2 separate regions of the Homo sapiens genome follow, and region 1 is linked to region 2. Evidence: read pairs that join two places in POLR2A ChIA-PET (ENCODE). Cell type or tissue: OCI-LY7. All regions are shown on one strand. Links, peaks and the distances in the headings refer to the core of each region. The heading gives the core; the rest is flanking DNA. Region 1 has its middle 8.7 kb from the start of MIR4425. Region 2 overlaps SRRM1 (serine and arginine repetitive matrix 1).

Region 1 (2,916 bases), core at 102-2,601, 390 kb after region 2:
GCTTCCAGCCCTCACTGTTCCAGAGCAGAAAGTGTGGGGTTTAGATGCTCCCGGGGACCTGAGATCCATGTCAGTCCTCCCAGTGTGTGGTTCTAACACCTTCCTCAGTGTGGGCCTCTCCCTGTCCTCCCACCCCACCCAGCCCCACCCTGGCCAGTCTCAGGACCTGTGGAAACCAGGAGGACCAACCAAGTTCTCCTTCTCACTCTCTGTCTGAGTCAACCCCACCACACCATGGAGGTGACTCAGAGGAGACAAAGCCCCAAACCACACCCCATTCACGGTTTGGAGGGGAGCCTCACTCCAGGGCTGGGTTTCCCAGGGTCTGTTCTGCCCTGCCAGACACTCTCAGGCTCCCTAGGAAGAGGAGGATGGAGACTGGAGAGATGGAGGGATGGAAGGATGGAGGCTGGAGAGATGGAGACTGGAGGGATGGAGGATGAAGGGATGGAGGCTGGAGGGATGGAGGGATGGAGGCTGGAGGAATGGAGGCTGGAGAGATGGAAGGATGGAGGCTGGAGGGATGGAGACTAGAGGGATGGAGGCTGAAAAGATGGAGGGATGGGAGGGATGGACGCTGTAAGGATAGGGGCTGGAGGGTGGAGGCTGGAGGGATAGAAGGATGGCGGGATGGGAGGAATGGAGGCTGGAGGGATGAAAGGATGGAGGCTGGAAGGATAGAGGCTGGAGAGATGGAAAGATGGAGGCTGGAGCAATACAAGGATGGAGGCTGGAGGGATGGAGGCTGGAGGGATAAAGGAGGAAAACAAAGAGCGGGAGGGGTCTGGGCACTAGGCTAGGGCCTCAGCTGCTGGGCCTGTACCATGGCAGGGAATCCATGAATCCTGGAGGCATTTTTGGCTGGTTCCAAAGTCAGACAAAGTGTGAACCTCTCTCTGCTACAACCTTGGCCAGAAAGTCTGGTGCAGAGACGATGAGACACTGGGGACCCCCACTTGTTCACATTTGTTCCGTTGCTCACTTGTTCAAAAAACACGCGTGAAGCCCCTGCTTGGAGCCAGGCACTGGGCTGGGTTCAGGGTTTCCAGATGAATCAGGCCTGCTCCCCGGGGGACTCCCAGTCGTTCAGAAGAGAGACAGACATTGAAACAAATAATTAAAGACACGAATGAAAGCCTCTGAGATAAAAATACACAAGATCGGTGAACACAGAGAGAGTCACTGAGACAAGCTTAGGGTTGACCCTAAGCTTGAACCAGAGGGAAAACTCAGACCTCCACCGAGTAGGATGGGCAGTGGGAGGCTGGGGTGCAATGATCCTGAAGGATGCTGAGGGACCCACCACTGCTCCCGTGACCTCCACCTGACGTTCCTCAGGGAAGTGACACCCCCTCCAAAATATGCAACGAGAGAGGCCCTGGGGAGACGCAGGCTTGGGTTTCAGATGTGGGCGATTCTCACACGGGCTGCAGATTCTAGGCCTTGGTCTGCAGCCCGCTCACTCCACGCCGCTGAGACTCAGTTTTCTCATCTGCCAAGTGAGAGTTCTGGATTTGGAGATGATTATTACAGCTAATATTTGCTGAACATTTACTGTGTGCCAGGCATCGCGCCAGACACTTTGCATCGGTACCTCGTTCAGCCTTCACATCCGCCCAGTGAGGTAAGTGCTATTAATAGCAGAAGCCTCTTATCCAATGAGAGCAAAACCAGTGGTTGGTTAATAGAAAAAAAAATTAATGCAGGAAATCATATGATACATAAAGTAGGCATTTTATTGAACGTAACACGTGCGCGTGTACTTTTATGAGATGATCTTCTGATGCAGGGCCAAGGCTGTCTTTGAGACTGAGGCCCCCAGCTGGTGTCCTACCTTGTTTTTCTTGCATAAAACCAACCTGTGCAGCAGCGTTTATGGCTCTCATTAGGAGTCCTTTAAAGCGGAGTGGGACCTTAGAGATGCTTGTGAAGCCATCTGAGCACAGACTCCCTAGACTCCCTCTGGATTTTTAATAATCACCCCCTCCCTCCAGTTTTAGTCTACACCTAATTCAATGAAAGTTTGTGACGGATTTTAACTATTGTCTTCCCCAGTCTTTTATGGCTGTCTTGCCCACACCTCATTTGGCAGCACTTTTTTTTTTTCTTCCGTTGACAACTCGCCTATAACTGGGCCTTTGCAAAGTCCTTTCTTGGTTTTCTGTGACACGACTCTCTTTCCCATTCACATTCTGGTCTCCCTGGTTCGGCCACTACAGCCAGCAGCTGCAGGTCTGGGAAGAAGCCTCACTGAGTCAGAGGAGCCGCCTAGGTGGGAATAGCAGCGGCCGGCCTGCCTGGAACATTCAGGAAGCTGTGGCATCTACTAGCCTCTCTTTCAAAGGACAGGGAGAGTGTTTGTTAATCCAGAGTGGGTTGAAGGGAGGTCTTGTAAGGCACTTTCTATGGTTTGATTCCCATTCTACAGGTGAGGAAACTGAGGTACATGAAGTCACTTCCCCAAGGCCACCCTAGGCTCGTCTAGCTGGGATCTGAACCCAGGCCTGCCTGGCTCCACGTTCTTCATCCTCACACCCTGCTACCTCCTTGTTGCACCAGAGGGGGTCCCTGTGCAACCCAGGTCTGGCTTTCCTGCTGGAAGGACTTAAAGGATCTCTCTTGCATGTGGAATTTGAGGTGCATTTAAACATTGTCCACACTAAGCCTGGTACGGAAGATGGCCACCGATCTTGGGGCAAGGTCTTCTCCCTTGGTCCTGTGTCTCCACGCCCAGGCCTGGTATGCAGCAGGTGCTCATGAGTGTCAGGAGCTGGACAGGAACAGTCAGGATGCCTTTTGTGTTTCTGCCAGTGTCGCGAGCACCTGCTCTGGGGCATGCACCAGGCTGGGTTCCAGGATCTAACAGGAAGGAGAAGCTGGTCCCATCACTGGCCTCAGAGGTCAGTGTCTAGCAGG
Region 2 (2,916 bases), core at 159-2,658:
TGAGTTTATTTAGGTAACCCTGTCTTCTTCACTCATTCCAAGTTCCTAAAAGTTGTAGAAGACTAACAGCACAGTCCTGGGATGTTCTTTTTTCCTTTCACCCTGTTTGTATGCATTGCCACAGTAGTTTTGCAAGCATGCAACTGGCTTTCAAAAAAGAATGAAATTTCAAATACTTCAATGTGTTCTCATTTAAACAGAAAAGCCCTACGTATCTATTAGCATAGGAAAAGGTGTGAAAGGATACAAATCAAATCTAACATTGGATATGAGGAGGTGTTGGCTTTATGCTGTATACTGTTGTTTTAGGTTTGACTTATGATGAACATATACTTGATAATTTAAAAATCCAGTCAAGTTTTCCAAGTATCAGCTACATTGGGGAAGGAGTATGCATTTCTCATCTATGAAAACTAGTTTGGTATTGTGTTTACTTGGTTACCCTATTTTGGCTATAAAGGTCGTAGGTGATAAAAAGTAAGGATTTAACTTTGAACCCTTAGTTAAGATGTGGTTCTCTTCCTGCAGGGAACAAGTGCAGAACAGGATAATCGGTTCAGCAACAAACAGAAGAAACTACTGAAGCAGCTGAAATTTGCAGAATGCCTAGAAAAAAAGGTATTCTTCTGGATGAGACTGTTGTGCATCTTTATAGCACACTTACTTGACTCAAGTTCTGGGGTTGTTTTGGAGATGCATTGTAACTTGAATGCTAAGAAAAACATAATTGAACATTAACCACCTTTTAGCCACCACACGTGGCACAGCCATATAAGAATTAGCAGATTGTGGCTGGGCGAGGTGGCTCACGCCTGTAATCCCAGCACTTTGGGAGGCCGAGGCGGGCAAATCACAATGTCAGGAGATTGAGACCATCCTGGCTAACACGGTGAAACCCTGTCTCTACTAAAAATACAAAAAATTAGCCGGGCGTGGTGGCGGGTGCCTGTAATCCCAGCTAATTGGGAGGCTGAGGCAGGAGAATGGCACGAACCTGGGAGGCGGAGCTTGCAGTGAGCTGAGCACCACTGCACTCCAGCCTGGGCAAGAGTGCAAGACTCTGTCTCAAAAAAAAAAAAAAAAAATTAGCAGATTCTACTATGCCAAACAAAAAAACTAAGCTAAAAGGAACTTTGGTAGACAGAACTCTAACTTGAGCATTTTTTTTTAGGATTGTGAAGTTGTACTTAATTGTTTCTATGTTTCATCAGGTGGACATGAGCAAAGTAAATTTGGAGGTTATAAAGCCTTGGATAACAAAAAGAGTAACGGAAATCCTTGGGTTTGAAGATGATGTTGTGATTGAGTTTATATTCAACCAGCTGGAAGTGAAGGTACTAATATACAAATGGCTCTTGTTTCTGAATATGTGATATAATTTGTGAATCTTTGGAAACTGAATTTTTTCTATGGAGTGCAAATATAGAAGGGTTATTTTACAATGTTTGTTGTGAAAAGAATTCACTTTGTAAACAACTATTAAGGCTGGAAGTTTAGTGAAGGTGCATAGTTTTGAAAGCTACACAGGTGAAAAATCAAACTTATTGTTTGTAATTTTGCTGTTACATGTTAAGTTACTTTGACAGCAATTTTCTAATGATAATGTGATTTATGATTTAAAAGGCCTGAACCAAAATGGAAGTTATTCCTTGCGTCTGAAGTATAGCACCATCACCTTATTAGGTCACAGCAGAGTGAGTGTCCCAATGTCGCTCTGACCCAACTCCCTTGATGATGCAGTGTGTGTTTGGAGGTGAGTTGTGTAAAGTGGCCAAACATCAACAACAACAACAAAAAACACAAACAGGAAAGAGCAATTGGGTAAAGCTGTACACTGCTCTTTTAAAATACTATTATGAGATGGACATTTATGTGAAGCATGAGGGGCAATTCTGATTTGATTGGATATTGTTTTTAAAGGAACTAAGGTCTTTGTAGCTGCATGTCAGCTAGTCATCAGTTACATTTTAGAGACAGGATTTTTGTTTATACTTAAACTTCAGACAAATTGGCAGCATATAATTGTTCCTTTATACATGAGATAATATGATGATATAACTGATGTTTAAGAACATTCTTATTGTAAGACAGTTTCTGTTTTGCCACAGCAACCCAAAGGACAGTTAAGATATGTACCATATGACCTTTTTGCATATATACCAATGTGAATTTACTTTTACATTAATCATTTCCCCCAAAGAGTTCACCCTATGTTTTGACAGAACAGTTGGCATTTCAACTGATAAGGTATTTCTAGTTTTAAAATAATTTGGTGTTTGTATTTTGTTTTGAATATTTTTAAAGACTAATTTTAAGAATGCACTTTCTATAAAGTATATGCATCTTAGAAAACCAGGAACAGGGGAGAAAGTTTTTTAAATGATGATTGAAGATAGATTTTATTGGAGAAATGCTTTACTGATGTGTATTTTAGTGCATTTTAAAAACCTAAGTATCTGGTAGTATTCCCCTTGTAGTGAGCATGAGATTAAAGTTTAGAACTTTTTAAGACAATTCTTTTTTTGTGGTTGTGTACTCATTATTGCTTGTTCGTCTTTTGCAATTTAGATAAATGATATAACATTAAACTCAAGGTGGTTGAGTTGCAGTAGGGAGTCGGAAGCAAGCCAAGGGAACATCTTTCTCTACAGGGGACTTGGCGATTCCAAACCCCCAAGGTTCCAAGAAGAAACTGAAGACACCTGGAATCTGTACTTGCTTTGTGCTATTGAGCTGTGCTTGTTATACAGACCTTGTTGCTTGACCAACGGATTTAGCATTTAAAAACCCAATTATTTTTGAGAAATCTTGACCTCTTAGCACTTTGTGGACAGTTGAGAATTTGAGGCATTGTTATAATAGATTTTCCTTATATAAAACTCAGGCCTTTAGCTTAGCCCTCAGAAGTTACAGACT

Evidence for each region. Peaks named below come from ENCODE experiments on the same cell type or tissue, not always from the same donor. Only the 100,000 strongest peaks of a DNase experiment are listed, where the experiment ranks them.
Region 1: POLR2A ChIA-PET joins it to region 2 with 10 read pairs; 1 of 35 experiments calls an interaction of 5 or more read pairs at or near these places.

What each region holds. Positions count from the first base shown.
Region 1 is chr1:25,030,747-25,033,662 of GRCh38, forward strand. No RefSeq gene overlaps it. Among named protein-coding and RNA genes, the nearest start is that of MIR4425, 8.7 kb to the left of the region's middle. RefSeq lists a silencer at 370-419 and enhancers at 1,176-1,385, 1,926-1,975. In OCI-LY7, for the core only: a CTCF peak has its summit at 1,813; DNase peaks (open chromatin) are centred at 1,135 and 1,665; H3K4me3 peaks cover 1,558 bases; H3K27ac peaks cover 1,868 bases.
Region 2 is chr1:24,645,456-24,648,371 of GRCh38, forward strand. SRRM1 (serine and arginine repetitive matrix 1) reads left to right here. Exons shown (of 17, transcript NM_005839.4): 2 at 529-618; 3 at 1,212-1,334. Among named protein-coding and RNA genes, the nearest start is that of SRRM1, 3.6 kb to the left of the region's middle. In OCI-LY7, for the core only: no CTCF peak of the experiment used is centred there; no DNase peak of the experiment used is centred there; H3K4me3 peaks cover 316 bases.